Regions from separate parts of the Mus musculus genome. Here regions 1, 2 and 3 are each linked to region 4. A link is a loop called in an ENCODE intact Hi-C map of the cell type or tissue named here. Cell type or tissue: heart. All regions are shown on one strand. Region 1 overlaps Fndc3b (fibronectin type III domain containing 3B). Region 2 overlaps Pld1 (phospholipase D1). Region 3 overlaps Fndc3b (fibronectin type III domain containing 3B). Region 4 overlaps Tmem212 (transmembrane protein 212).

Region 1 (8,000 bases), 290 kb after region 4:
CATGTGCACTTCCATGTCTGCCTCCACAAGCATGGATGTTCAACCCTGCACACATACACAGGAAGGAAAATAAGTTCACATTAAAAACAAATAAATAGAACTTTGGCTGTCCACACCAGTGATTCCCTTGGACTTTTCTGTGGCAGCTGTACCCAGTCAGACTGCCTGTCATGCAGACAGAATTGATCCTCTCTCTTCCTCTTTACTGGTGCTTTAGTTGACCAGGTATAAGTCTGAGTGGAACAGTCTCGTCATAAAGCCTCTAACCTTCATCCATCAACAGCAGGCTTCTTTAACTTTTTCCCCGGTAGAGACTGCTCTGTATGAGGATGCCTGTGTGCTGGTAGGAGGGAAAGCACGTTTTACAGAGCAGCCAGCTTTGCTGTCTCCCTTCTTGGTCTGTGTTTCTTCTGGCATATTCTACAAGAGAACCAGAGTGTCCAGATGATACAGTAGAGCTCTCTCCCCACTCCTAGTAAGCTCTTCATCAGCCTTGCCTCAGCCCAATCAACTCGCACTGGCCTAGAAAGGCAAGTATTACTATTCTGAGCATTAGAAGGTAGGCATTCTGCAAGTTGTGCCATTTATTGGGTATTTTCCCAAAGGATGAAGGGTTTTTCTTATTGAAGGATTGTCTTACTAAGCGCTTGTTGTTGGGTGAGTGGATTCCTGGCTGGGCCGTTCTGTTCTAACTCTCTCATTTCATCCTCCCCAGGTCTCTGGCCTCTGACCCTTACAGACATTAATTGAAAATGTGTTCTTCATTTGTCTCGAGAAGAACCAGGGATTATTATTTAACCCTTCTGTAGTGCCTAAGCACAGGGATTGCCAAACTCATTTTGGGAAGGGCAGGAAAATACCTTGTTTTGTAGACATACAGTCTCTGAAGCATATTCTATTTTTCCTTTATAGCTCTTTTAAAACATGGAAGCTATTTGCTTGTGAACTGTACAAAACCAGGCCACTGAACGGCACTAGTTTCCCCACGTTAGAACATTCTCTTTAAAATACATTTGTGGAGAGTTGTCTAGGTTCCGACATTTGCCCTTTCTACACTGTACTGATGGGGAATCAGCATTTATGAGTAGGGAGAATATACTGAAGACTGTGGGCACTTGTATCCTGTAAGATGCATCCTTCCTTTCTGCTCTCCTCTGACATTACCCATATTTTCAAAATTGAAACCTTTTAAACTCTTGTTCCTTTGCTTGTTTTCAGTGCTGATACCTGGACCCAGAGACAGAGAGTGCTCAGCGAACACTCGCCCGCTGAGCTAGGTTCCTAGTTTGTCCAAAGTTTAGTTCTTGCATTTATGCTAATAAAAATGTCATTGTGACAGCCTTCTGTCACTGTGTACATGGGTCGTGGTAGCAAGTTACGTCCAGAAAGGGAAGCAAGCCGAGGCAAGCGTGCCCGTTCCATGTTCGTTTACTTATGTCATGGAGAATCTGATAAAAAAATTGACTTAAGAGGAGTCTTACCCAGTGCTGATGTTTTTCAAAACTGACTGTTTTAATGAAACCCTGTAAGCATTTTCTTCTGAAGTCCTACAGGGAGAGAGGAATTACATCCTTAGAATTACGCCCTTAGTAACCTGACCGGATGTGGATGGCTTCTTTTGCTCATGTTCCCCTCTGATTTCCTTATGGGATATCTGTTGATGTTCTTCAAATGCAACACCACCAGCGCCCCTGCTCTTAAAAGCAACTGACGAGGGCAGGGCAGGCCTTGAGACGCTGCGAGTGGGCTCTCTTCTTCTCTAGCTGCCATCCTAGCTGCCATCCCAGGCGACGGGCACAGAGCTCCCCAGTCATTCCTCGTCTGTTAGGATACGGATGGATATCGGGATGTCTCCCATCACCTCCTTGTCCTTTTAGGTCTTTAGAAATGAGTCTTTGGCTCTAGTGCAGTTGTGAATAGATGTGCATGGTTTCTAGGAAAGCATTGGGACCCATTGAATTGTGCCTTTGGGAACAAAGGCACTTTGTTTAAAAAGATTGTCCCAAGCTGGAGCTGGAGCTGAAAAGGGGCCCACGTCGTCTCCCGCTTTCTCCTGCGAAGTCTTCGGGAAGCTGATGTTTGCTGAGTGCGCGGCTGTACTCGCTGTCCAAACAGCTCTCTGTTTGCCAACCGGGAACATATTGCTGCCTCTGTGAGGCACTCCATCATGCCTTGAATGGATCCTCTTGTGTTCAGCTTTTCTGACTCAAAGAGGGAGAGAGAAATATTTCTTTCAGGCCTCGACATTCACTGTAGCATCCAGGGTCTCATCAGGCCCTTAGAAGCCAAACATGCCACAGAAAGCACTTCTTAAAGGGAGCGAGAAAGGAGTAGAGAGAAGGGAAGAAAGGAAGAGACAGCTCCATTGAAAAGCCTTTCTTCTAGCCCCCTGTAACCAGCTTTTGTAAATAAACAGGCTCTTTTGGCAAATAGAATTGTGAGAATACTCCCCATTTCTCTGAAGCAGAAATAAAACTTCCTGCAAGGAACTTCCAAGGGATGGTAGGGTTTTTTTCTGCTCACAATTTTCAAGCACACCCTAAGGTACAGTGGTACCCCACGGCAGCATGGAATACACTCATGATGTCCTGCTGAGAAGGTGACAGTTTTCATCACACCTGAGTTTCTCAAGCTGTGGAGGTTAGCTGACGTGAGGGAGTTCCTGTTGCTCTGTAAACTTGCCGTTACATTTTGGAGTTCTAAACTTACATTATACAAAACAGAGAAGATAAAATTTCTGCTGTTACAGTCTGTACTGAAGTCTGTAGTAACTGTATCTTCTGGTAAAGTCTAGTATTTGCTTATATAAACTGAGATCTTGATTTCTGGGAAAATGTAGCCTCCCCTGATGGTTAGCGATCGTTCTGTGCTTTATAGTTTGGGAAATCTTTGTTGAGTGTGGAGGGAGCCACTGTCCCTTTTATAGACTATGTCTGGAAGCATGCAACAAGATGCTGGCTTACTTTGATCTGAATAGGCTACTAAGTACTTGCTATATGCCAGGCAAGCCTTGCTTGGTACTGTGGAGAAGACACAGAGGGCTTTCTGTGGTTGGCTGCCAGATACAAATGGTTTTACGAGTGGAAGGGGAGATTCTCATTCAGCAATAAAACATACTGTCTGGTCTTCATCAGTGAGTCCTCACTGTTGATGAGCGCAGCTGCTATAAACGAGTTCCTGGCTTACTCAGTAGCTGCAGTGTTTACTGCTTTGCTGGTCTGTGTCTTACTCCTTATGTAGTACTACCTGTGCCTGGAAATGGGCAGTTCCAAAGCCTTAACGGCTTGCATCTGGACTGCACTAGTTAGACTAGGAGAGTAAAGGTCAGCTCTGCCTCTGGTGCCATGATGACGGCAACCAGCTTGCTGGTCCAGCAAGCTGAGCATCTATGAGGCCCTCTTGTGAGCGTTTGATGCATACCCACTCTTTTCTCTTAACCAGTACCAATCTTGTGAGATTGATACTGCAGGTGGGATAGTCCTCATCCGAAATGCCCGGAACCAGAAGTGGTTTTGGGATATCTGAGGGTTAAATGTCTGTATACACTGGCACACACATTTTTAAGTTTGGAACATTTTAGATTTCAGAACACTTTGGATTAAGTATGCTTAACCTATATCAATTTCTTCATTTTAGGGGGAGACTGAGGCAAAGAGATAGGTTTAGTAACATGCCCAGGACCACATAACTTATAACTGGTGGAGTTTGAGGTTATAATTCATAGGGGTGTGGTCTTGTCACCTCTGCTGCAGCTATGCAGTGGGGGGCTGGCCAGTGGAAAAGACTGACATTACTCTTCCCAGGACCTTGTTCATCTTCTCTTAATTTTTGGAGTGTGTATTACATCAGCAGTATGTAGAAGTGTATATTGATACCGAAAATCCAACATTTATGAAGGTTAAGATAATTTTAAATACTGTATTTAGTAGGTGAAACAATCTGTTTCTATTATGGAATAAATTTAGTGCTTTATTCATTTCTTGTCTTTTTGTTATAAACTGATTGAATTGTGTTGTGATCTGATAAGTAAAGCTGGCCATTTTGCTCAGAACTAATTGGGAATTTGATTTTGAACCACAAATATATTAATAATTATAAAGTATCTGAGTAAATAAGGATATATATATTCATATATACACATATATGAATAGTAAATTCAATGTATAAATCATACACATAGAATGAGAATAGAATATATGTATAAGGCCTTGTCTTTGTTCGTGTGTGTGTGTGTGTGTGTGTGTGTGTAAGAGAGAGAGAGGAGAGAGAGAGAAAGGAGAGAGAGAGCGCACATTTTCTAATTGTTTTTACTACTGTGTGGCCATATGACTATTGGATAGTGTGATTAGCTCTTTTCAACACTTTGGTGCTAGTCAGGCCTATTGAAGGCTCCTGGGGGAAACTCATTTCCTAGAATTATTTGTACCTAATCTATCCAGAGGTATCAGCCTCTTTTGCCGAGTAGTTGTGGTAAGAGAAGCAGTTGTGTGTATTTTCAGGATTATGAAAAAGCTATTCAGGGATTCAGCTTTCAATTTCAAGAGTAATGAGACTGCCAGCTTGTTTAGGAACACAGTGCCTGGCTTTCATAAATTCTAGATGTTCCAAGGAAAGTTAAAAAAAAAAAGCCCTTAGTTTCAGAACACTGTATATTAAAGTTAACTGAAGTGAAACCCATGACAGGATATGGCAACACTGAGTCCAAAGTATCTGAGCTTCAAGTTCAGTAAGGAAAGGTGTAGGGTATCCTTGTTTAATCGCTTCTGGTTGCCTTGAAATTTGTAATAGAAAATGAACATAGTTTCTAATGTGGTATACCTAGTGCTGAACCTGAAGACAGCTCCTCACTGGTTTGTTAATGGGGCTTAGATATCTGTCTCTGTCTGTCTGTCTGTCTGTCTCAATATCTGCCTATCTATCTATCTATCTATCTATCTATCTATCTATCTATCTATCTAATGTGTATGAATGTTTTGTGTCTGTCTATCTGTCTGTGCTCCATATACATGTTTGGTACCTGTGGAAGTTAGAAGAGGTTGTGGGATCTCATGGTTATGAGCCATCATGGGAGTACTGGAATCTGAATCCAGGTCCTCTTCAAGAGCAGCAAATGCCCTTAACTGCTGAACCATCTCTCTAGCACCTATTATTGAGGATTTTGTGACTGTCTACAGAACCTTTGGATGCTCCACCAGTCTGTAATGGCCCCATGGATTATAGGATAGGGATTTTGTCCTTCCCAGTCTCTCCCCACCCCCCCAAAAAATAGGCACTGTATTTCAAGAATTCTAAATGACATACTTCTAGTCCTAGTCTGGCATCTTTCAAATTGGTGTGTGTGAGCACACACTATAATTAATTATACAGCTAGGCAGCATCTGTTCTTTTAATTTTAAGTGGGATTTTTTTTTCCTTATTGATATACTGGAAGATGGCAAATAGACTGGGCTGTAGGTCAAGTACCACCTGCAGGTTAAGTCAATGGACCACATGGGCAAAGATGACTTCCTATGTTTGGATGATGAGTTCTTTCTTTCTTTCTTTCTTTCTTTCTTTCTTTCTTTCTTTCTTTCTTTCTTTCTTTCTTTCTTTCTTCCTTCCTTCCTTCCTTCCTTCCTTAATGATTTTTTCCTCTGTGTGTGTGTGTAGCTTCTGTGTAATTCATGTTATGGGGAAGGAGGAGAGTCCAGATTGTCTGTTTTATAATCCTAGGATGTTACCTTAGTAGGAGCCATAGTGAATGTAACTTTTAGTCCTCAGCAGAGATTAGGGTTATGAGAACTGGCCTACATGTAGCTCTGAAATACTACTCCAGCCTGGACTGGCCTCCATTTTGATTTCCAGGGCAATTTGACAATTGATAGAGAGACAGACCAAGGCAAAATATATGGAGATGGGTCTTCAAGATGACTGAGTCTCATTTCCAGGTTCCATATAGTAGATGGAGAGGAAGAACTTGAACTCTACAATTTGTCCTCTGGCCACCACAAGAGTGCAGTATTATTTCAGATGAGCATGTATAAACCACAGCCTAAGATGGACAACTGGTCAACCTCACTACTTGCCCAGATTGAGCATACTAAGTCTAGTGTAGACAATTAGCCAGTCCTGACCTATGGAGATAGATGGGCTGTGGTAGGAGCAGATGCATAGAGATGAACACCATTCATGCATATGTGCATACACACATAATATGCTTAAGCCTTTTGTCTTCTGTTGGCCCACAGGAGGTGTTTGTTTGTTTGTTTGTTTGTTTTGTTTTGTTTTGTTTTGCTGTGGATCTTCTTAGTAAACACAGATGACTTCTGCTTTGTTTTCTTTTTAGTGAGTTAATTCCTCTAGGAACCTTATTAATTGAGAAATGTCAGGCAATAGGATTTTGCCATGAGCAGTCCTCATAAAGAACTTGCAGAGTGAGACAACACAAGTAAGCAACTTGTCATAAATGAGAGGTCTCATAAAAGCATTTCTATGTTTTTCTAAGAAAAACCTTTTGAAACCATTTCATAAACAATACTGGCACTTCAAAAAACAGTCAAGACAGAAAAAATGTAAGAGTGCCTCTGAATTATTTGTTATATACATACTTTCCATGTCATAAGCTCCTGTCACATTTTTTCTTGTCCTCAGACAAGTTGTAAATAAAATTGAACAAGTAATTGATTTAATTCAGTACAATGAATGATTAAATTTTTAAGTAGTATATGTGTGTGTGCATGTGCGTACTTTTTAGTATGTGTTTTTAGTATGTATGTGTGTTGAACTTTTTAGCCAAATGCAAAAAATGGCTTGCATATTATATGAATGTAATTATATCATAATAATAACGAGTATGATCGTGAAAAGATTGAACTAAGATATTAAGGAAGAAAATATTCCTTTTTATGTCCAGAGGGAAAGAATTTTTAGCCAGGAAATTTTTGCTGCTGTTTTGGGTGAAGCCCACAGGTAGAATCATAAGATCATCTTTACATTCTTGGAAGGTTGAGATTTTGCTGACATACTTCAAAAAGTAATATTGAAATTTAAAAAATAACATCTCATCTAATGCCTTATTATCCTGCCATTGGGCTAGAATTATGGTAATGGAACTATTTTGAAAATATATAGTAAATTCTTGGAACATAGCTATAGTATTTTAAGGATTGGAAGTGGTATTATTGTATTACTTATTAATAAGCAAACATAGGTGTGTCAGTAATCAGTATAGTTAATTTGAACACTGAAGACCTAAGGTCTACTTTGGGAGGGAGGAAGAAATAGTACAAAGCACAGTCTCCTTTGGACTGGAGTCGGACGATCCTGTTGGCAGGCTCTAACTCTAAAGTGAACCGAGCCATCAGCTGCAATGTTTCATGAGTCCAGAACTAGAAACAGCAGTATTTTGTTCTCAGTGGTCAGTTGATCATTGTGTGGCAATGATGCTAGTGGGTTTGTTTCTGTTCCAACTGAAGTATGAGATACCAGGGCGATAATGATTTCCCATATATTGAACATACAGGGATTGACAGCATGTGATATTTTTAGAACCCAGTTTCAAAAGTGGTTCAGACTATCAGAAATGCCCATGGGAATGCCTGCAATTCCAGCCACATCATAGGAGGGAAGAAAGATATCCTAAGGAGTTTGTTGCTTGCTGCTGGTAGGATCCAACTGTCCAGGTTCATGAAGGTTTGCTTTATGTAATTGAAGTTTCCTGTAGTTTGTATGCCTGTTAGAAAGAGTTTCAGATTGCTGCTTGTTAAAAAGAAGCACTCTTTCAAATTTGGGTCATTAAACAAAGGAATTCACTGCATTTTGAGAGAATGAACTTGACATTACCTGAAATATTCTGAACATGGACTAGAGTCCGTTCAACAGTTCCCACCTTTAAACTCGAATTGTCTGCATGGCCATGTTTCCCAAGAGAATCCTGATGCTGTGTTCTTGGCCATCAACAACAACATAAATATTTACAATCTTATTAACTGATCCAGGACATGCAAGGCCAAGTAAAGTCC
Region 2 (8,000 bases), 240 kb before region 4:
ATTTCCATCGAGTCAGCAAAAACCTGGACATGAGAAAAATCAAGGTTTAAATAACTGGCTCTGCTGAGGATTTTTGGTCTCTCAAGCTGTTAAATATTGATGACTCTAACGGACAAGCAAGGGACACCAGCCATCCTGAGGTTCTATCATGTCACAGGGGACATTTTCTTCAGTGGCATGCCACCAGGATGCTCACGCCGCCACAAATCACCTCTCACGAATGCAACCGCAAACAACACTAAAGGAATTCACAGGTTCACAAAAGAAAGAGGAAGGAGAAAGCAAAGCAGAAGAGAGGCTAGTTGGAAAGAGGTCGAGGTGGCCTGAGTGAGAGAGGACAAAAGTGGGGGGTAGATATGATCAAATTATTAGATGCTTGTAAGAAAATGTTATAGCAAACACAGTATTATTTACAATTAGTATGTGCTCATAAAAATTTTAAAATTAAAATTGAAAATATTTGATCTGGAGTGATAATAAAATTATATAAAAAGGAAAGAAAACAAAAATTCTTTGTTCCATCTGCCTGTTGTATAAAAGTAATTAACAATACAGCATGCCTGGGAAGGCTGATAGCCTTCAAATAGAGATGTTTTTCATAATGAAAGGTTATAGTTTGGGTTGCTGAACAGCAGCCAAATGTGTATATCATTCAGCTGGTTCAAAAATATCAAGAAACAATCATAGGAAATAATCACAGCAGACAATATTCCAAAAGTAATATTTGAATTGCCAAGAAAGCAGACAGAGTGCAGTTAAACATCACCAACTATGACAGGGCTATGTCCCACATCAGACAACAGCAGAGATGAACCCATCTTCAGCCAGAATGTGTAGAGCAAAGGCTGTCATTGTAGCCAGGTGGATTCACCCCTGGGAAACAGCATTAGTACTAATCATTCAGGTAAAATCCTGGCAGGTGAACAGGCACAAGGTAGCAGTCAGTGGGAGAACAAAACCAACAACTAGGCAGGAAGACCGGGGTTGTCCCCAGCACTGCAAACCAGGCACGGTGACAAACAGCACTTGGAAGGTAAATGCAAGAAGATCACAAGTTCAGAGTCAGCCTCAGCTACACAGGGAGTTTCAGGACATCCTGGGCCATCAAACACTACCACAATCCCACCCAAAGGCACCTCAAACTGTCAGAGGCAACTGGGGTCCTTTGAAGCCAAGCAAGGTGCATGTCGCCCTCCACCCAAGTGTGCCCAAGGCCCTGAACCCATCTCTGTTTGGTCCACTATAAAGTCTCATTCTTCCCCCTCATAACTCCTAAAAGGATGATTAGAAAAGTGTAAAACACAAAGAACATATTCAGGTTGTCCTCTCTGCTCTAACTGAAAGCGCTCAAACTGTACCTGGATTGTGTTCGCACTTACTTCTCCTGTTTTATTTTTCTCTACTTCCTGGAAACAATAAAGGGATTAGTGCATAGATATTTTTCACTAATATGATATATTAAAACGAATACAAAAGAGGCACTAGCTGGGCCTTCTGGAGGCAGAGGCAGGAGTGTCTCTGAAATTCAAGGTCAACCTGGTCTACATAGCAAGTTCCAGGCAGCACATAGTGAGATGGAGAGGGGGAAGGAAAGGAGAAGAGGGGAGGGGAGGGAAGGAAAAGAGACAGAGACACAGACAGAGACAGAAAGAGACATACACAGAATGACTAGTTTTTTGGTGCTGTTATACTTGACAGAGCCACCATGGATAACTGCGACATCTGAATTTCATTACCCTGTAAAGACTAAGGTTTAAAAGCGCATTACTGAGCAAATAAGTAGAAACACTGTAGCTCCCTCCTTGGTGTTCAGGGTACCTGTAGTTGAAGTGCATTATTGCCTGTAGAGCGTTCCCCCCGCCTGTGGAAATGTCTCCCTCGAATCCCGGCAGCAGCGGTATCACAATGTACACCCGATATCTCTGGCCTTCCCTGCAAAAGAAAAATAAAGAAATAAAACCAAGTAGCAGCTACATCACCATCCAAGCAGACCATGGGGCTTTGGGGACAAACGAAATGCCTCCATACAGCCTTCCTCACTCAGCTTGGATGACTCTTGGATCCCAGCTATCACTATGGGATCTGAGCGCTATGCTGTATGGTACACTTAATTGGGCAGTAAAGAGGGAAACGTGTCTGCTTCCGCTTCTCCATTCATCATCCTTTGCAGGACAGAAGGCAGTTTAAAATAAATCTTGCTGATCTCATGAAAGAGGGTGTAGGAAGTGACTTATACCAAAGTTTAGAAAAGGGTGTTACCATAATGAGACTATGTAATTTTAAATAGGATTTTATTTAAATATGTGTATCCATATGTGCAGACATAGATACATAGACATATATATATATACATAATTACTATTAAGTTATGCAGTCCACAGCTTGGCAAATTGTGGGCATTTGATTCATAACTGTGGGGGTACCGGTACCTATGTCTTAGAAGCAAATATACACATAAGATTCAGTATGTTTTTCAAAACAGAGTCATCGGTATTTAGGAATGCTAAGGTTCCAGCCAGAGAATGTTACTGGGAATTCTTCAAGAATTCTGAGTGACTAGTTGTTATTTTTTATTTTATTTTTAAAACATTTATGCACAGGTGTGTGTATGTGTGTGTGTGTGTGTGTGTGTGTGAGAGAGAGAGAGAGAGAGAGAGAGAGAGAGTATGAAAACAACTTGTGAGACTCACTTGTCTCTTTCTACCATGTGAATCCTGGAGATTGAATTCAGAGTATTGCTCTGGGCAGCAAGCATCTTTACCGTTTGGGCTATCTCAATGGCCCGTACTTTATTTTAAAAAAGGACTATTATTGTATATATGGAGCATAGGCACACACGCTACAGCCCATGTGAGGAGTTCAGAGAACAACTTTATGGAGCTGGTTCTCGCCTCCCACTGTTCTTTCACATGGACTCTTGAGACCGAACTTAAGTCAGCAGACATGTGTGACAACCACCTTTTACCCACTGAGCAAGTCCCAGCCAGTGTTCATTTTCAAATCCCCAGCTTATAGAACACAGTATCTTCAGGCCACCTTTTATAGGAAACCGAAGCTTCTTAATGACAGCTAGAACAATAGAAGAAAATGCAGCTCTTTCTTTTGATGTGTATTCAGAAGCCCAGAATGCTATGCTCTGATAGACACATCAAGCCTTTTGACACCAAGGCAGGACATTGTCATCGACTAAGGCTATGCTGGAGAATGGTAAAATGGAGTTAGTGAAAACCCTCTCATAGTGCTTTGTGTGAGTTTAACATTTTGCATCAGGCTGACTTTATAGCTATCCTTGACCACAGGCTAGATAGCCCACTAGGCAACATGTACAGCGAGAGTCCCAAACTCTTAAAGCTTCTGGCTTTGCTTAGGAATACACGGGAAAGAGAGAAAGCTTGAGAGAGATGCTGGATACCTCACAGTGCACAAATACAGTTTGCTTGAGCACATTCTCTCTGCTGGCTAATTCTCAAGGGTCATCCTGCTTAAACCATTTATTATACCTAATGGTCATAGTTCGTCTTCTTGTGAACAGAGGAAGAGACCCTTCTTGTGAGAATTTTCTCTGTTCTAATGGTCAAACCTGACAGGTGGGTCTGAATGTCCATATATTCATGACAACACAGGGCAGAAGTGACTATCAAAGGGACCATAGTATGAAAAGTCAATGGCTGAGAAATGAGGCATTTGAGGGAGACTGCTGCAATGCCAAGGATTACTCACTAGATGGCAAACGTAGTTTGAGTTGGGAAGAATACAGAGAAAATGTGAACAGCCCTGGTTACTGCCTTGGTTAGGCGACAAGGCACAGTCTTTAAATGGTAAACAGGACACAGGAGAAGAACAGGAAGCCCTGAGCTACTTTCCCACAGTCCACATTTAAAAGACTGCATGAACCCAAGTGGACACTTAACTAAAGTATATTCCTGTGAGACGTCCCATAGTCATTCCAGTGATGTCCACAGTACCCCACCCACGTGCTAATAAAGCAAGTCAGCTGAGCTCCTAGCCAGGATGGAAGCACTTCTAGGTCACCTTGTTCATTGGAGCTGCCTGGCTCTGCAGTCAGAACCGGGTCTCATCTGCCTCTTCTTTCCCAGACCGTGGCCAGGAAGTGACCCATAAGCTCTGTGTCTTGCTCATTCATGACAAGCTCATGACCTGGGCTGAGGGCTGACCTGCTCCAACACACTGGGTGGAGGTTCACATAGCTTTCTATTTGGGGCAGCCTTCAGTAGAGAACCCATGCTTTCAGTGTGCTCTGTTGGCTGGGAGGATGGGGTTGGAGTCAGATTAAAAGAACATTTCAGCAAAAAGTAGGTCAAACTATACTTGATATTTTTCTTAATTATATTTCATTTGAATTTTCATTATGGTAAATATATAAAATGTAAAATTGGGCATTCTGTCCACTGTGAGAGTCTTCATCATTAACTGTGGTCCTAATTTTACATGATGCCTTCCATATTCAAAGCTTTTCATCATCATCACAGATAGAATTCGCTTCATTCCTACCCCCCAGCTTTCATCCCCCACCTCCCACTCCCTAGAGTCCCTGGCTATCTCTAGTTTACTCTACCTGGATTTTGCATATATGAGGAATCACATGAGGCTTGTCCTTTTTGGTCTAACTTGTTTTCCTTAACACACTACCCTCAAGGTTCACCCATACCGTGGCATGCTTCACAGCTCCTTCAGCTTTGTGGCTGAATATTCTTCTGTATTGTGTGTACACGTTCATCTGCTAGTGGACTGTTGGGTTGCTTTGCCTCGTGGATGTTGGGAATAAAGCTGTTATCAGTGTTGCATTATTAGCCCTCTGAGTTCGAGGCCAGCTTGGTCTACAGGGGGAGTGTCAGGATAACTAGGGCTACACAGATAAACCCTGTCTCAGAAAATAAACAAACACAGGTTTTTTTTTAATTAAAAAAAAAAAAAAAAAAGAGTGAGCGAGTGAAAATTGTTTTTTCATCCTAAGCAGAATTCTAGAGGAACTAGAACAAGCCCCTTCCCACTTCCTTTCTATTTATTTTATATGATTTCTAAAATATATTTATTTGTGTGTGTATAAGATTTTGTGCATATGTGTGAACGCACATGTATGTGCCTACATATGTGTATGGAAGCCAGAGCCTAACTCACGTGTCCCCTTCAGCACCTGTCCACATGGTCATTAAGACAGAGTCTCGCTGACTTGGAACTTCCCAGTTGGAGGAGGCCAGCCAGTGATCCCAGCGATTCAGCTGTTCGAGGCCCCAGCACGGGGATCATAAGTTTATACTGCCATGGCCAGCCTTTACCTATAGATTGTGGGGATTAAACTCAGTCTTCATGCTGGTCTAGCTCCAGCTTGACTGACTTCTCTCCACCCTATGGGTGTAGGCTTTTGGAAAAGAATACTTTAAGGCCTTTGGTTGTCCTAAAGCTGCTTGCACCTTTCAAAGAAGAGTAGCAGCTCCCTCCAGGTAGGTGAAGGCCTCTCCATCCCCCCCTGCCCTTCTTTAGGAAATCCTCTTCTTCTTAATGCCGCTTCCCTCATGCCCGAGCTCTCTGCTGCATGGAGGGCAGTCAGGAGAAATGGCTTCAGCTCAAGGTTGGGTCTCAGGACCTGAAGGAACCACAAAGAAGCTTCTGCAGCAATGAGCAGTCATTACAGCAATGAGCAGTCAGGGTAGGAGGCTCATCTCTGTGAATGGGAAGGCACTGAGGAAACAAGACAGGGCAGCAATGATGAATTCTGTCAGAAAGAGAGAGGTCGCATGTGGGACTCCTTGGCACGTTTTAGACTGTGGTGGGATGGGTTCTGCTGGACTCAGATCTGAAGTCTCTCAGGACATACCCCTTTTCATTTTGAGTTTAGAGAATCTTCAAAGATGCAATGCATCTCTCTGCCCTGTCCTGTTCTTATGTATAGATGAGGGCCTTGGCTGAAATCTACTGGTATGCTAGAAATGTCCACTCAACTCAACCCTGATATTTACCTACTATACAAAAGGCCACGTGGGCTATGACAGACTGTGTTATACCCAAACACATAGAAGTCTGTTCATTGCTTGTCTTTTGGAAATGGCAGGCTTTGACATGTAAGAGGGTTGGGTTAGCCCAGCACATCTGACTTCAACCTTACCCCAGGCTTGATAACCTCTGCCCAGACATAACCCCAAATGAGACCCTGTAAACCATTTATTAAGGCAACTGTTCTCTGCCAACCCCAGATAGGACACAAACTCAGGCTCAGAATGTTTGCTGGCCCCAGCCTTATGCTTTTTTTTTTATATCCAGAGGCTGAGAGGACCATTTATAAGATTGTTTTGGAATAAAATAAAAGCAATAAAATGATCTCAAAGCAAGCCTCCCCTGCCAGGATTTGTAGTCATCTGTGTCCTGATGTAACCTCTTCTCCAATCCTTGTCTGAAGCTGGGAAGATGAAGCCCACAGGAAAAAGCAGAGCCTGAGCTTGTCATACCAAACATGTGCTCCCTTCTTTGTCTGATAACTGCAGCTCGAACCCTTCAGCACACCACTACACCAAGCTGGGCATGCCTTCCCACAGCACAAAATTATAGGATATGAAAATTACAAGATAGAGATCTCCTCCAACCAAAAGAAATTTTATCCACCAAGTAATTACTTTAAGAAACATGATATTTGTGTGTGTGTGTGTGTGTGTGTGTGTTTCAAATGAAGTACCTCTCTTAGCTTTTTTGAAAGCTTATCAAAAGTGTGTACTTCCTTAGACACAAGGGAAGCTTCGAACTCGGTGATGAAGAGCAGAGGCTAAAGTCCCAGTGACTTAGTTACATTTCTTGTTGCTGGACCTAAGAAAAGGCTCTTTAAGGGAGTGACTTATTTTTGCTGACAGTAATGAGGGCCCACAGTCCATCATGAGTTGGGCGGGCATGGTGGCAAGAATCTAAGGCTGTTAGCCACATTGTCTCCTTTGTCAGAAAACAGAACGGGCAAGACACAAGGACAGGCTATAAAACTCCATGGTCTGTGTTGGAAATTAGCTCACATGACAGAGTGCTTACCTAGTGTGCACAAAGCCCTGGGTTCGATTCTCATCACTGCGTAATTCAGCCCTGGAATCACATGACTGTAAACCACCCCCCCCCCCCAGGCTTGAGGGATGGCGAGAAGAGGATCAGAAATTCAAGGTCATCCTTGGCTATAAGTGATATCAAGGTTAACCGTGACTACAAGAAACTGTCTCAAACAAATAGCACCATCACATTAGCTCCTCCAAGCAATGGCCCACTTCTTCCGGTAAGGTTCTGCTGCCTAAAGGACCTACAACCCCAAACAACACCAATGGTAGGGGGTCCACGTGTTCAGACCTATGAGCCAATGGGAGATATTTCACATTACTCAGAGACAGGGTTTGAGACCTAGTTCCCCTATTAATAGTCTTGTGTGGCTCACTTAGTCTCAGCTGCATCCTCTCTAGGGTGAGAGGCTTTATGTCCAGCCCCACAAGGTTGAAGATTGAATGACGTCATTCACAAAAATAAAAAAGACTCAAAAATGACTCTCTAGCATTTTAATTCAATTAAAATGAAATGTAAAGCTTTCATATCACCCCAGAGTGACAGGACAGACAGCAGCATAGCCCAGGACAAAGCAAACCTGAACTGACAGGGCAGCTTCATGATGCTTTGAGGTGTGTCATCTCGATGAGAAATCCAGGCAAGATGGTGCAGCGGATAAAGGTGATTGATAACCCAAGTGGACCCTGAGAGCCACGTGGTAAAAAAAGAACCAACCCCCACAAGTTGTCTTCTGATCACTACTCATGTTCTGTGGCATGTGTGTGACTTCACACACATACACACACATGCAATAAAACTGTTTTTAAAAGGGAATATAAAAGTCCAGCAGAAAGAGGAATTTACTACAGTCCTAGCTGGTCACCCAGAGGCAGAGGAAGTCAGTTAGGAGCCAGTGCCTGGGAGCTAAAGGAAAGATTTTTTTTTTTAATTAAAAAGAAATAAATTTTTTTGTT
Region 3 (8,000 bases), 400 kb after region 4:
TTAAGAATATGTATGAACAGCAAGTGAAGGGCAGAAGCGAAAACATTAGAGTTGTAAGGTAATGTACCCAGGGCGCAGTTTAAAGCATTGTGCGTCGTTGGAGACCAAGCTCGAGCATGCTGTACTGAGGCATCAAAGAGCTCTGAGGTCGGCTTCCCTGGAGGACAAGGATAGGTAGGAGTGGAGCCCTCTGGGCTGCCTGCCTCCCAGGACTTCCCTGAGTCGCCCCCTTAGCTCTGTGCCCGATTTGTCTTTATCATGATTGCTGTACACGTTATTATTGAAGTGTGTGTGACAAATGCACACCCCGGAAAGTGAGCTGCACAAATCGGTGTAAGCAACATCGAGGCCTTGGAAAGTCCCCTCCGTGTGCAAGGACGCAGAGGGGCTGCTGGCAGACATGAGTTCTTCACAGTTTGGCAAAATCATCCCGCCTGGTGTTTTTAATCTCACAAAGCAAAGCTCTTGCAGGTAGACATGTCTATGTCTGGAGACCATGATCCAAGGTGACATATGGCTCTGGTGGTAGCTGTCCCCCCGAAAATGCCCGATGCCTGTGCTGATCGCTCTGTACTGCATCCGGGACCCTGGCGATGTCGTTTGCGTGGTAGAAAAGTGAGGTGCAATGAAATTACTCCATTCCAACATTGTATTTATTTTGTTAATGCAGTTTTTTCTCTACCCTTCCCATTTTTCAAAATCATCTAGTTGCTCATAAGTATGTGACATAAAAATAATAAAACAGGATAAATACCTGAATATTTCAACTTTCCATAAAAATCACCCACTCTTAAAGAGCCACTTCAGAGTGCTCCTCGCGATGTCACTTTTAGGAAACTCGTGCCATCTGTCAAGTTTGATGCGCGTTCCTAAATCAGTGCGCAGCCTTGCATTCCGTTCTGTGTTTCAGTGACCTTAAATGGCAGTGTGATAAAATTCCATCTCTTGACATTGAGGGGCCAGAGTGGGCGACTCATCCCTGTAACCTCAGTCCTGGGGTCAGGGTGGGGTACTGAGGCAGGGGCATTCCCAGGACCTTGATGTCAGCCTGAGCAGAAGTATGAGATGCCGTCTCAAGAAAATCTTTAAGGGGCAGGTTTCTTAAAGATGATGAGTCATGCTCTTTGGTCCACGTTCGATGGACGGCTGTATATCGGAGGTGCTCTTGTACTCTGTAATGGTGCTGGCCAGTGACACCCAGTGCTCTCCTCACTAATCTCTGCCTACTCTGCAGATGCTCCAAAGGACAACGGTGGCTCAGAAATCCTGAAGTATCTGCTGGAGATCACGGATGGAACTTCTGAAGGTGACACTTTGGAAACTGTATTACACAATGCATCCCCACCCGGTCCCCACCCTGATGTGGTCAGACCCTCTGCAGTAGCTGCAGCAGGCATCCATTAGTTCGAACGATAGAGCTAGTAGTGTAGTCAAGCCATAGCAAGCATCAGCATGTCTGTCTGTCTGTCTGTCTGCCTGCCTGTCTGTCTCTCTCTCTCCCTGCCCTCCCTCCCTCCCTTCCTCTTCAGCTAGCTTTCCTTCCTGCGCATCCTCAGCAAGCTCTCTACAGCCCACTGTGCCCCTGCGTATGGTTTTGTCTGTCAGATACCACAGTTCACTCTGCTTGAAGTACCCATTTTTGACAAATTACGATTTTTGTTTCTGTTTTTGTTTCTATTTTCTATGTTGATTTTGAAACGATGGCCACTCATTAATAGAGTGAATGAACTTGAGGCTTTCTCCCCTAAGCTGTCACGAGCTTTATCTGGCCGTCGTTAGCAGTAGTCTGCCTGGCATCCTTGCCATGGCCAGCCACAGCCACGTCATAGTGTGGCCAGGGACGGGTGTCAGACTTGCAGAACACACTGGTCTCTGTTGTGACTCTGGAGTTAGAGTTCTCAGCAGTTGTCACACTGCCAGTGTTAAGATGAGGCCATGGGGCTTGCCACGGAGTCTCCTGACCTGCGTTGAGTCCCTGACACCCGAGTGTAAATGGACAGAGAGAACCAGCTGCGGACCCCACCCCACCCCTCCCTACCCCCGCCGTGGGCAGTGACATACATGAGTGTGCACGTGCACCCTCACCACGAATGCGTAGGAGGTCAGACAGGGCAGGGCACGGCAGGAGAAGCCTTAGGGCCCCAGAGACGCACTTGCTTTTTCTTTCCTTCTAATAAAACTCACTGGGATTCAACAGGAAAAGATACAGTTGTCAAAACTTTAAAACATAACCAGATTTTACTAATATGGCAAAAGAGAGAGCCATGCAAACAAGTGGCGATTGTCTCTGGCTTGTTCTGACACCACAAGCACCTGGAGGTGGGGTTTTTTTTTTAAGCCTGTTAAGTACTGTTTTAGGCCGGAAATAGAATTCTTTGAGATGGGCACAGCTGTTCTTAACATAAACTCAGTTTCTGTGCTAGAGGCCTTATCTGATGTCTAAATTAAGACTAGGAGAGGAGTCAACATCTCCAAGTTGCTTACTGAGAAAGTGTAAGTCTGCCTGCGGTTGCCCTGGCTCGCCCAGGTATGGACTCGGTGCAAGAGTAGGTGCTGTTTTACACTGATGGCCTGGCCGGTCCATGGGGTTGTGCGTCATAGGGCCTTTTCATGTGTCTGCCCATAGCCCAAGCTCCACTGTCTAAATTCCCAGTTCCCACGGGCTATATCCTAATTCAGACCTAACAAGGCACAGTACCACCGGGCAGTAATAAACATCTAACTGGCCCCTGAAGGGACTTATGGAGGTTCATTTATGAATAGGATAGGGTGGGCATATTTCCCTAAAACAGCTCCCGTGGTAAAGGCTCCCACAGAGGGAGCAAAACAGCGGCCGACAGCCTGCAGGCGCTTTTCCCCCTGAGCTTCAGCCTCATGGGGCACCCTCCAAGTATCTCCAAGTGTCTGTCACCACCATCACAGCTGCATGCATGGGCTCCCTGGACACAGCAAATCATCTGTAAATGGCCTCACTGGTGCCCTCAGCAGCACCTTGTACAGGAAGCCTGCACCATGTGACAGCACCTGCTGCATAGCCGGCCCTGTGGCTACCTCAGCATGGCATTTCACAGCTGTGCAGCACTGTACCCTCCTCCTGTGCCAACTCCCGTGTTGGTAGTCAGCAGTGTCATAATGCTGGGACGATAGGAAGTGCCTCTACATTTCAGTGTTGGGTGATGCCAGGTTGCCGTGAAAGCCACTTGGTGTTTTTGTCTCAGATGCTGTTTCTAATGGGGACTGTCATGCTGTTACCAAGGCCTAAACTTACACCCATCTCATTTTCCAGCTGGGCAGTGGGAAGTGGCCTACAGTGGATCGGCTACAGAGTATGTCTTTACCCATTTGAAACCAGGCACTTTGTACAAACTGCGAGCGTGCTGCATCAGTACCGGTGGGCACAGTCAGGTTGGTTCATCAATGTGTGGCAGTGGGCCTCTAGATCAAGTTGGGAAGTGCCATGTGAGTAGTGCAAGACGATGCTGCAGTTTTAAGTGTTTCTCGTCGATGCAGCCTGCTTTAGTGTCACATCTGGATATGAAACATAGTCCTGACAGGGCAGAAACGGTACCCAAATCCTCCACACATTCTGATGGGATTCTGATGTGTGCAGACTCTCTCCCTTATATGACCTTCACATAATTGCACGGAGGAGAAGAAATTAGTTAGGATTTACATTAACTAAATAAGGGAGACCTCTGCCATTTCAAGGAGGGAAAAGTGTAGAATTTAAGAGTCAAGACAAGACCTGCCTGGCTGTGCTGGGATGGGAACACATCTGTGAAGGTCCTTTACTGCCACCTGCTGGGAGACTGCTGTAAAAGCAGGATAAGTCTGATTAATTGCACTTCAGCTTTTCTGTAGTTCCCTGTGTAGAGCCTGCAGGCAGCAGCCATGGCTTCTCTCTATCAGAATGACTGTAGACAGCCAGGTGGCATGCCAGGAGACTCCAATTATACCACACAGTGCTCACAGGTTCAATATATTCTAATAAATGCAGACAAAGTACTCTAGAGTCTGGGTGTCATAGTGACATCATGAGAGGCACTGTGATAGAAGTCTTCTTTTCACTGTAGATGATTCGAAACCATTAATGGTAAGAGAAAGAGAGATGGTACCTAGTGAGCCAGTAACAGATTGATAACGTTTTCCTGAATTTTACATATACACAAACACTCTGCCCATGTATATCATAGCAGTTCCTCAGGGTCTAGAGTTTTGTCTAGACAGAAAGACACACACACACACACATACACACACCCATGCACCCCACACAGGATAAGAGTCCAGTTAAAACACTTGCAGAGTCCTGGGGCTGCCCGGAATGTCTCCCTGCTGGAGTATATCCAGACTGAGGCCACAGGGCATCAGTGGTACCTGCCATGTGAGCGGTTCGGCAGGGCAGCATATGCACTAGCTGAAGGCATAGCGTCCATCCATCCGGTCCCCACCAGCATGCCTTGGAAGGAGTTGGAGCTCTCTGGCTCCACCTTGTCTCCTCGATCCTCATAAGATGATCAGCTTTCATACCACCAGCTTTGCAGAGCGAGATCCCACGAAGGAGGCCTAGTCTCTTTAGCACTGGCAGGTCTGCTGTAAGCGGCAGGCTCGGTGGGTAAATGCCCCCTTTACCTACTGCTCTGCTCTTCCTGGGGCGGCCTGGCCATTTACAGAACCATTCTCAATTTTATCAGTTGTTTTGTGTTCTCTTGGACCCTCAAGGAGGGTCTTCCTACTGCTGATGTAAAGGAAAATAATATGCGTACACGGGTGGGCCGTCCGCAGCCCTAGTAATCTGACATCAGAGAGAGCCGCTCCAGGTAGAACGAGCATTGTGTGCAGTGAGAGCCCACACTTCCTTATGCAGACAAGCACAGAGCCTCCTGAAGACCTTTATATATGTCAGCACACACATCTAGTGCGTTAACTCCCTTTGGCCCCATTTACAGTTGTGGGATAGAGTTAGCCTGGTGGATAAGGTGTGAGTGATTCACAGTAACTAAGCCATGGTCTCTCCGGTGTTTCTCCCACAGTGTTCTGAAAGTCTCCCTGTCCGCACACTAAGCCTTGCACCAGGTCAGTGCCGACCACCGAGGGTTTTGGGTAGACCAAAGCACAAAGGAGTCCACTTAGAGTGGGGTGAGTGAACAAATCTTCACACTGGCATCCACCAGGACAGTGGGAGACTGACACAGCGCTCGGTCACTCAGCTCCAGGGCTTCCTTCAGAAGCTGGGTCACCCACTGGCATGTCTGGTCTCCAGAGCCTGGACCTTGGCTGTCTCTCAGGCGCAGCCTTCTATTGCTCATGCTCCCGTTCCTGACAGGGCTACTCTTGCTGTTGCTACTCTCGACAATAGTGGCCGTGTTTCTAGAGAACATTCCAGAATAGCCTGCCTCGTCCAGGGGTTGTTCAGCACCAGAAGAAAACATGCATGATTTAGAGATCAAACCAAGAAATGGTTCAAAGAGCAGTGTCAAGTCCCTCCTCTGCGGGTTCTGGGATTTTCCTAGCCTTGTCTAACAGCACTTCCAGTTGTGCCAGCAGCCTACAAGTGTGCACATAGCAAGTGCAAATGTGTAGAACATTGGCAGACATTTTGGCCACCACTTATGTCTAAAGTGTAATAAAATGGTATGCCGGTTTGGGGTCATGTAGACTTAGCAGGGTGTCTCACTTTAAGTTATAGATATTTTTCCTTCCTTCCTTCTCGTTATTAAATGTGAAAGGTTACCTAGTACTCCTGTTATCCCTGAATTATTTTTAATATAATAGAACGTGTTTAAATGCATTTGCTTTGGGTAGTTTGGCTCATTCGGGAGCTTTTTCACCTTTTTGAATAGGAGGCGCCTTTTGTAATAGAAACCTAAGGGCACATCACCTATATATTTTAAACAGTAGCAATAGAAAATCAAATGTAAGTCAGTCAACTAGAAATCCGAAGACTGAGGCTGGAGAGACGGGCAGTGGCTAAGAGCACTTGCCGCTATTGCAGCGGGCCCAGGCTCAGTTCCCAGCGCCCATGTGGTGTCTCCCAAGCACCCAGAGCTGCAGTTTCTGAGGTTTCCATGCCGCCTTCTGGCCTCCACATACGGTGCACACTCATGCATGCAGGCCCACTCAGACCTGAGTAAAAATAAAATAAAGAGAAATCCAAAAAAGCATTCAAAGATGAACATTTTTTACATCCTCAGATGTGCCTGCGTCTGAAAGTGGCTGTGAGGTCTCAGAATACAGTGTGGAAATGACGGAACCCGAGAATGTCGCCTCAGAGGTGTACCATGGGCCTGAGCTGGAGTGCACGGTTGGCAACCTGCTGCCTGGAACTGTGTACCGCTTCAGAGTGCGAGCTCTGAATGACGGAGGGGTGAGTATGAGCACACAATTAGAGCACAAGGTGCCTTTGTTAGCCTCCTGCAACCTCTCAGTTGTATGTGACAACTGTTAAAGTATATGTAACAACATCCTTATTTGAGAATCGATGTCGTCGTGGTTTCCTGTAGGCCCCACACTACCAAGTTTCTGTCTCTCATTCTTTCCGTGTGTGTGTGTGTGTGTGTGTGTGTGTGTGTGTGTGTGTGTATACTTTTGATAATTCATGAAAGAATTTCCCGCTCTCATTCATTTCATCACCTGTAAGAATTAGGGCTTCAGATCAGTCCTAGTAAAAGTTGTCCAAGGGAACTGGGCAGAGGGAGTTGGGGAAACACTTGCCATAAACTGAGTTAGAGCTTAAAACCTACATCATTAAAAGCTGGAGTGGGGAACCCCCTTGGAACCTCAGCACTGTGAAGGCAGAGACAGGAGGACCCCTGGGCTTACTGGACCGACTAAGTGAGGTCCAGCCTCGTCTCGGAAAAAGAGGTGGGCAGGGGCTGAGAACCAGATTATCGCCCGCTCTGCACGCGTGCATGGACCTATACACACAAGAATACTCGCACACAACCTAGTAGTATCAGAGCGTGCTGTCTATACCTTGGGTTGCTTTGTTCTAGACAAGTAGGGTGGGGCCCGAGGAGGAAGCCGCTTACTTTTCTCTAATCTGATTCCTGTGAAAACTCCATAGCTCTCTGGACCTTTCTTCTGCTGTCTTGTTCATCTGGTGTCTGTGGGGGGGTGGGGGGGGGCAGAAGCTGAGAGGCAGTATGTATATTATGTGACCCACAGAGGAATTGTTCTTTTTTTTTTTTGAAGTAGCAGAGTGATACGGATTCATGGGATATGCAGGGGTTGGGAATGAGGGAGAGGTGGCCCACAACGTGTCTGCCCAGAGATGGGCAGAAGCGTAGAACAAGCTAATGCCAAAGTCGCCCAGAGCCTCAGTGTGTATACATGAGTTCCATGAAAATTGTACATTTCACTAATTGGTGAAATTTACTTTTAAAAGAAGGAAAAACGCCAATTGACCAAACAAAGAAAAAGCATGTCTGTCATGTTGGAGACATGGCAGTCTGACAGTCTGTTACAGCAGTGTTGGGTAGCTGGAGATGGTGGGCATCCTTGTGTATTCCAGCAGTCAGGAGACTGACACAGGAGCATCTTAGGTACAAGACTGACCTAGGCTACATGGGAAGACCTTATCTCAAAGTAGTGGTGGAGGGTCGGGTGCCAGCCACCAGAACAAATACCCAGAATGTAATAACCAGTAGTCCCGAGAGACCCTTATACACTTGAAATGAAACTACTCTGCATGGCTTTCTTCATTTCCCTGACTGAATGATCTTTACTCCTGATGGGAAAGGGAAAATGGGCCAACTTTTTAATCTTTTTGAATTAAAAAATACAGACATATATAATAGATGTTTACCTCTCAGGGAAAGAACAGTGGCTTATCTATATCCTTCTTAAAGTAAAACCCATCAGATAATACTTTTATTCTGCTGCACTAATGACACTCTTGACTTTACCTTTAATTATAAGTTTGGATGTGCACACGGGCCTGCAGAGACCGTTCTGACATGTGAACACGTTCTTCTCTTTCAGTACGGTCCCTACTCTGATGT
Region 4 (8,000 bases):
CATGGTTGCAGAGCAAGGATTATTACCCACTGAGCCAGCTCCCTAGCCCTTCATTGGCACCTTGACCCCAGGCAGACTGAGATTTAATTGTTCCTCTAACCCTTCCCATCTGGGCTGCTTTAAGCAAATCAGAATCAACTCCACCCCCACCCCCATGTCTGTGCCTCAGCTTTCCTCCTTTGGAAAGTAGAGGGAGCGCTCTCCCCATCCATTGAGGAATGACATCATTTCTAAGGAGAGCAAAAGAGGCCAGTGTGGCCCTGGAAAAGTGCTTGAGAAATGCTCCCTTCCTTCTCTCACTTCTAGTCAAATCTCAGTTCTTGGCTCCCAATTCAAGAGTTCCAAGAGTTCCCTTTAATCTCCTGTTAGTTTTTGAGAAGCCCTAAGCCAACACAATCCAGACAACACAAACAGCAAATGACCAGGAGAAATATTCAGTGCCAAGATCCCCCCACTTCCTCACAGCCCCTGCCCCAAAGGCAATGTCCTGCCTATGCTGTGTTCCTGCCAGAGTCTTTATTGCACACGTATTTCTTTTTTATACCTTTTGACACCCCCTTCACCACTGCCACCACAATATGGCTCTCTCTGTTGATGGCTCTTAAATCCTTCAGTGCTTCCATGATGCTGTTATTTGGGCCATCCTTCAGTGGTTACTGGGACACTAAAAACAGCTAAATTAAATGTCAGAAGCGACACTTGATAAACTGTACAAATAAATATTTTTCTTTTTCCCCCCTCCCTAGGGTCCAGAGAATCCACAATAAATTTGAACCTGTGTTCCCCTTAAATTGGCCTTATTTGTGGTCATTATTTTGAAATATTTACAAAGCAATTTTGTTCTTTAAACTTCCTACCTTCTGGGTTCTTATGAAATAAAATGGAAATGATTGTACATTTTGGTCCTTTCATTGACATTTAAAAAATGCCCATATTATGATGTAGAAATTGAAATACTGTTGTTGCCATAGAAATATGAAAATTAACTATATACACTTATAGCCGATGAATGGTTTGTTTTCATTTTTCTTGTTCTGTGAGGGGCATTTTGTTTGAAGGCACTCCCATATGACATAAATTAGGGGACATTTCTCTCAGTTTTTCTTTATTGCTACCACCAAAGGCGACTCTAAGTTTTCAGGACACAATTAAAACATGGAACTGTGACCTGTGTTGGGAACATTATCCTTCATGGGGTATCTCTCTTCTCATTCTTGTTTTTGACCTAATATCTACTTAAGAACTCAGGTTGTCCCTTCATTAGTAGAATAGTTTGCCTATAGCATGGGTGAGGCATGGGTTTGATCCCTGGCACTCCATAAAACTGGGTGTGAGGGCGACACCTGAGATTCTGGTACATTGCAGGTAGTGGCAGGAGGATCAGGAGTTTAAGGCCATCTCCCCGACATAGTGAATTTGAGGTTAGACTGGAGTATGATGAGGTGTCTTAAAAATTCAGTCAGAAGACCTGCAAGACAGCTCAGCCAGTAAAGAGACTTGTACCAAGCCTGACAACTCGGCCTCAATCCCTGGGCCCCACATGGTGGAAGGAGAGATCCGACTCCTGCGTGCAGTCTACTGTCTTCCACATGCATACTGTTCTGACTGCCCACTGACACAGACACATAAGTATTTTTTAAAGGTACAATACAAAAAAAAATTCAACCTTACAAACAAACAAAAACCAGTTTGTAGTTGGAAGGAACCTTGGATACATGTGAGGCTGAGTTCTCAAATCCCTGAGAACTGTGTGGCCGTTATATGCTGATTCTCAGGAAGACACTCCACGTGGCAGTGAGCTGACTACAATAGAGACATCTTTCTTAGATGCATCAGAGAGGTGCTTCCTAGAGTCTCTAGTCCTGGCCTTATGTCTGTGGCTCTCCACAGCTCAGTGCGGTGGGTTTGAGTCGTTGACCACTCATAGGACCATCAGCATGCTTGGGAAACTGTACAAACTGAGAGTCTTCTGAGGTCTCAGGGAATTGTCCCACCAGGTTGCTGCTGCTACCCATTACAGTCCGACACACGGTTATTCTGAGTCAGAAACTCAACTGGGCTTTCAAATCAGCAGGGAAGCTTCCTCCTCTTCCATTTTAAGACAGACTTCAATTTCCTCCTAGTCAAATAGGGATCATCAGAATTGCTAACTCAGTCTTGCTGAAAGAATCAATGGGATTCAACGTATAACAAAAAGCCCGGTGGTGCAGCTTGGACTCTAACAGCCAGGTCTGTGATCAGTTCTGTTGAACCCATTTGATGGGGAGGGAGAGAACTGACTCCACAACTTGGTCCTCTGACTTCACGCATGCAGTGTGGTGCATGCACACCTGTACACATCACACAGACGCATCATGTAAGAGTTCAAGGCTTCGAGCTTCGTTCCACACACTTAGTACATGTCTTCAAACATCAGTCAGTATGGATCCCACTCATCTGAAAACGGACACATTCAGAGTAAACACTTTAGACATAACACTTCAGACATAAGACATAAACACCTTCATTTTGCAGATCTGATATCTGTGATTGGGAGAGGCTTCGTGACTTCTTCAAGGGCACAGGGCTGAAACATTGCTATCTAGCAATCCAGTGCAAGTCTCCCAGGCCCCGGGTCTTCGATCACCACACTGTTATCTGCCCCGTAATGGAACGATAAGATTTCTAGCCGTGGTCTGGTGATTGCACACGTAGGGACTTGTTAGTATAATGTCCGAGTTAATAACATTTAAGCTCTCCCCTCAGTATGGGGCACCCTGCTTATTCATGCACCTACATCTTGCTTTCTTGTGTCCCACTCAGTGCTGAAATAATTAAAGCTGACCTTCAGACATTTTACCAACAAGCCAGATCTCTGGGTGCTACCACACCCTCAAAGACATGGACAGTCCAATAGTTGCTTTCTAGAACTGAGGGAAGAAAATCTGGGGGAAATGTGTACAGTTTCAGAAACCTGAACATTATCCAGTTTTCGCGGAATTATGTGAAATAGCACAATCGTATATGCCTTAGGTTAACCAGAACCCCATTCACGATGTTAAGAACTGCAACAGGTTGGTGTTTGCCATTCTGGTCACAAAGAAAAGAACAGGCATTTTACTGTGCCCTTGTCTGGGAGAAATCAAAGGGTTAATTCTTCAGCGCTGTGTGCCAAAAAATGTCTAGTTTACAGACTGGAACGAATATGGCACCTTCGTTTTAAACAGCCAATTTCCAGTTTTGTGTGGCTGTCGAGATTCCTGAGCTAGGGACAGGGGCCGGGGCAGGAGAATGGGCTGGGTTTCTTACTTTGAATGTGGACATATGGGCTGTGGGAAGGAAACTATTTAAGATGGGGCTTAGGGAGAGGGGGGAAAAGTCGCCTTTCCCCAGCTGAGATTTTTCCAGGATGTCGTCATACAAGCTCCAAAACCTCCTCTGAACAGTAGATGGCTCTCATTGGCTGTATGCAAATGATGCGCAAGCACTGGTTTCCTGGCAGAGGAAAACTTACACCAGAGCAGCGATCCAGTCCAAGCCTGGCTCTCCACAATCCTGAAAGACGGGGCAGTTTCAGCCTTTGACATGCCAGGAAGTAATTCCATAATGTCACTCATGCTGAGGGCTCACCGGTCCTCAGACAAGAAGACACAAGTGCAGCGTGTAAGATTTAAGTTTTCGGACAGACTTTAGTACAAAGAGCAGAAACCATGGGAGGAGCCAGAATTACACTGAACACCGACACTAGTAATTAAAGCCACCGTAAGGGAAGAAAGGCTTCTGCCAGGAAACTGCAAGCACAACCCGAAGCCATTCCTTCCCCCATTTTTCAGGCAGGGGGTCCTTGCCATGTGACAACCAGATAAGGCTGTGTGGGGGTCATTAACGTTCCTGCCCATCCTGGAGGCGCAGAGGCCTTCCTGAGGTTTGCTGACCTGTATGCTTCAATGTGTTTCATTTTCTCCAAGAGCAGGCAGATGAGAAAGGTCAGGAGACTTAGGTTAGAAGCTGGGAAATGGACCAGGGCCCCACAGTATGACATCATTTTCTTGCAATGCAATGAAGCAAATGACACCAGAGCAGCGATCCAGTTCCATGAAGGAAGAAAACAAAAACAAAAACAATCACAACAGTAGAGAAGCCTGACAGCCACAGCAAGTCCCAGAATCTGCAGAGGAAGGGCCTGCCTAGCTCAGCTCCTGCCTCTTTGTTAATATCCTTGGCTAGAGCACCTTGGAAGAGAGGGTAACAGGGATTGGGGGTTGGGGGGAGGGAGAGGGAGGTGGAGGGAAGAATGAGAGGGGAGAGTCTGGAGAACAGGAGTGGGGAGTCTGGGAAGTGAATGGTAGACTCTCCCTAGACCTAGGTCAGGGTTCACTACTATTTATTGACTGTCTTGTGGCTGGTCCAAGGGGAAGGAGGAGGATTTAAACCTTGCTTCAGTGTCCAACTGCCAATCCCTAGGCAGAGCTACATCTGCCCTTTTCTGACTGAAACAAATGTCTTATGACTCTGCTGTCCTGACTTTTCTGGAGACATGCACAGAAAGGCCTATTCACCTGGGCAGAGAGGGTAATAGCAGACCAAAGAAACAGAACTCTACCAGTCTCTGTACAACTTGCTGGCATCTCCGTGGAAGGGTCTACTCTCCCCAGCACCCATACACTCACATAAGCACTAGAAGGTGTGGGGAGTCAGCTACGAACTTGTGTGGTCCTCGAGAGACATAGAACTTTCCTGTGAGTTTCTTTAGCTCCCCTCCTCCTCCTCCCCCCACTCCTCCTCTTCCTTCTTAGAAAGACTGTTTCAAAGCAGCGGGAGCAGCTATAAAGGCCTTGTCCTAGGACACAGGTTGGAGTAGATGATAACACTTTCCTAAGAAGCTCTGTGAGTTTGTAGATATTCTCCTTGTGGGGTAGACCCAGAAATTTAAATGTGAAAAATCTGCCTGGTTATGAAACTTGGGAAAATGAGCCTCCTGAGTGACCACCCCCAAAACATAGAGATCCTCTTGCAGCATTGACAAAAAGATGTCCTTAAGGCACCAGCACAGGCCAGAGAAGGCTCACAGGCCTGAACAGGAACCCTGAGCGAGCTAGGCTGCAGCCTAGCCCAGTGATCTTGGACAACGTGCCAAGTGCAGTGCCGCTCCCAGCCTCCCCAGTGGCATAGCCTGACCTGGATTCCAGCCAATTGGTTCAGCCCTGAACCAAGGCAAGGCTTTAAGGGCTCTGGCCAACACATCAAGAGGCTGCACCACAGGGCCCTACCTCTGGCTGGTACCAAGGTTTGGAGAACTAGCTTCTGCGTTCTATACCTCTGCTCACTGGCTGGGCGGCTGCTTTCTGTAACCGAGTGCCTGTTACTTGTCATGCCCCAGTAGGGACTGCACGGTGGCTATGAAGGACAGTCTCAGTTAGAGCTTTTGTCGATTTTCTTTGTTCTCCTCACGCAGGTCCTCCTGGGAGTTAGCAGAAGCCACCAAACACTGACTACAGCTAAGACTGAGTATCGCAGCTCCTTGACACTTTAATATATATTTCAAAAAACCAGTTGACAATAAATCCCTTTTATAATGTCATTTCCTAGCCGCCTTGATGGATGACACACTACAAGGACTGTCCCAATCATGCCAGACCAACTGTCCAACAATTGAGCGGTACCAGGTGGCCCCTCTAATCTGGGTTCCAGGGAGTTATTCCACAATTACTCGTGGGAACCACGCAAAGACAGATATGCTCTCTGGGAAAGTCATGGATACCTATCCTCTGGATGGCTCAAAACCCTCGTCTTCTCCCTCAACCTCTCCCCTATTCTCCTGGAGAGGGGAAGTGTCTTCTTTAAATGAGTCACTATCCCCAAGATGTATTAAAAGCTCTAGTTGTTATAAGGCCAGGAAGCACTAAAAAACCCTACAGAGACAGAACTTTACATAAAATGCCCATATTACTGAGGTTGTTTTTTTCCTGCCAAGTTGTCATCCTTATAGTCTCTGGTCACTCCCCTTAAGTAGTTATGATGTCCACAGTTAACTCGATAGGGAAAGGGAATTTATTTTTACATGGGTGTAAAAATCACAAAATTCAAGGCTTGTATTTTTTGCCATCTGAATAACCCCTCATGCTTGTTCACACATGTTGAAAGTGTTGTTTAACTAAAGTACACAGAGCAGACTCATTGAAGACTACCCTTTCCCCTTGCTCTAGACAAGGAGAAAGATCAAAGCTGCCAGTATTTTTCCAGGATGACCCCTGCTTTGTTCTGAACACTCCACCCATCTCCAGTTTGTAGAAGCTCAAACAATCCCCCTCCCCCGATTTTCTCTTCTATAAACCTTCTTATAAACAAGACTCCCATTGCTCCTTTGGCATCCCATGAAGAGAGGATTCTCCCTCACAGGTAGATCTTTACGGTGTCTTCTACAGTTATAGTATCAATTCCTTCAAACTTCTAAAGCTCACAGTGTTAAAGCAGTGAAAAAGCATTGTGGGACTTGGCAGGTGAAATGCATTGTGGGACTTGGCAGGTGAAAAGCATTGTGGTACTTAGCAGGTGAAACGCATTGTGGGACTTGGCAGGTGAAAAGCATTGTGGGACTTGGCAGGTGAAAAGCATTGTGGGACTAGGCAGGTGAGGAAAGGTATTTGAGATGGTTCTGTTCTAATAAGACCGATGTTGAATAATGAAAAGCGGCTTACCTATTAACAACTCTGCCTTAAAATGCCCAAGTGGCTAGCATTTTTTAAAAAAGCAACCCTGGTTTATTAAGTAATTAATTCCTTTCATACTGGAGGAGAGTATAAGGTAATGATGATAACTGATTTCAATTATCTCATAAATTATTATTGATAAAGAATGCACAGGGTACCAGACTGTATGTTCTTAATATGGCATGATGACTTGGAAAAGCAAATCTCCCAGCTCAGGGGCCAGCAGGAGGCTCAGTAGGTAAGGCCTTTTCCCATTACGCTTGCGAACACCATCCCTGGAAAACATGTCTTATCCTCTGAACTGCGTGCATGCTGTGGCATGTGCACGCTTGTGTACACACACACAAATAAATAATTTTTTAAAAAAGATCTCCAGCCCACAAAACACAAATGATCCAGAAGATAACCGATAAAGAAGTTTGAACAAGTTACACACCAATAAACGGACTGAAAACCAACCCCTTTGCCTTTGGGGAGTTTCTGTTTTCCCACACATGAAACAAAGGAGCCAAGATTAGCTGTCATGTCCAGAATCCTGGAACTTAAAATACATGTGCTAGTGTAAAACGTTAAGCCCTCGAATGCTTTGCTTGGCAAATTTCATGAAAAAGATAAGCTCAATGGAATTATGACTTCAGACAGAGAAGTGGATGCTATCACAGACCTAGGGAACAAGAAGAAGAAAAATATGGAACTTGGCCACAGATAGAAAAGAATGCTGGTGTTGTTGTTGGTGGTGGTGGTGGTTTTGGTTTTGGTTTTGTTTTGGTTTTTGCAGCCAGCAGCCTGGACAGGAGGGAGCTCTGGCGAGAGTGGCACAGCAAGCTCAGGGCTCAGAGCACCTTGCTCAGGGCAATCAATCAACAAAGGTTTTATTTGACTCAAGTTACTTTATTTGTCAAGGGACTCTTAGGAGGTGCCTGAGATAACGTGGACGAGGGTTATATGCCCTGCCGAGTGTAGTGGATTGCAGAAATATCCTAGCGACTAGCTCTGTAAGACTAGGGAGGGAAGGGGCTGGGTAACCAGAGAAGGCTCAAGAAGTATTCCAGGAATGCTCTGAGGCTGAGCCTGAACAGTGGGGCCTGGCTAGGGATTGTAAAGAAAGGGCAGTTGCACGCAGACAGAGAATGAGAACCAAAATGGATTTATCCTCTTTAAGTAAACTACCCAGCCAGCACTCGGGAGGAGCATCATGGTTACAAAAAGCACTTTGACAGTGAACTGAAGAATAAGCCACAGATGGCCTCAAAATATAAAGATGCTTCGGTATTCAAGATTTCCCACCAGACTCAATTCTCCCAGAGAGAA

What was found. A loop is a pair of places that touch in the nucleus more often than their neighbours do. Peaks named below come from ENCODE experiments on the same cell type or tissue, not always from the same donor. Only the 100,000 strongest peaks of a DNase experiment are listed, where the experiment ranks them.
Region 1: a loop joins it to region 4, with 1.9 times the contacts of the local background. A loop is called at or near these places in 8 of 42 quality-filtered maps.
Region 2: it touches region 4 in a loop (2.2-fold over the local background); 2 of 42 quality-filtered maps call a loop at or near these places.
Region 3: a loop joins it to region 4, with 2.4 times the contacts of the local background. A loop is called at or near these places in 12 of 42 quality-filtered maps.

Annotation. Positions count from the first base shown.
Region 1 is chr3:27,567,801-27,575,800 of GRCm38, reverse strand. The region is part of intron 3 of Fndc3b (fibronectin type III domain containing 3B); the gene reads left to right. Among named protein-coding and RNA genes, the nearest start is that of Mir3092, 13 kb to the left of the region's middle. In heart, CTCF peaks have their summits at 3,407 and 5,959; a DNase peak (open chromatin) is centred at 3,320; H3K27ac peaks cover 801 bases.
Region 2 is chr3:28,103,667-28,111,666 of GRCm38, reverse strand. Pld1 (phospholipase D1) reads right to left here. Exons shown (of 27, transcript NM_001164056.1): 22 at 1,819-1,932. Among named protein-coding and RNA genes, the nearest start is that of Gm42196, 69 kb to the left of the region's middle. In heart, a CTCF peak has its summit at 3,719; DNase peaks (open chromatin) are centred at 4,076 and 6,326; H3K27ac peaks cover 443 bases.
Region 3 is chr3:27,457,081-27,465,080 of GRCm38, reverse strand. It overlaps Fndc3b (fibronectin type III domain containing 3B), which reads left to right. Exons shown (of 26, transcript NM_173182.3): 16 at 1,235-1,306; 17 at 3,287-3,405; 18 at 5,031-5,136; 19 at 6,192-6,364; 20 at 7,981-8,000. Among named protein-coding and RNA genes, the nearest start is that of Gm32738, 21 kb to the left of the region's middle. In heart, a CTCF peak has its summit at 3,806 (motif pointing left); DNase peaks (open chromatin) are centred at 1,820 and 3,810; H3K27ac peaks cover 634 bases.
Region 4 is chr3:27,858,960-27,866,959 of GRCm38, reverse strand. Tmem212 (transmembrane protein 212) reads left to right here. Exons shown (of 4, transcript NM_001164437.1): 4 at 747-895. The coding sequence ends at 767. Among named protein-coding and RNA genes, the nearest start is that of Gm26040, 5.2 kb to the left of the region's middle. In heart, a CTCF peak has its summit at 3,426 (motif pointing right); DNase peaks (open chromatin) are centred at 3,459, 5,169 and 7,519; H3K4me3 peaks cover 1,833 bases; H3K27ac peaks cover 5,657 bases.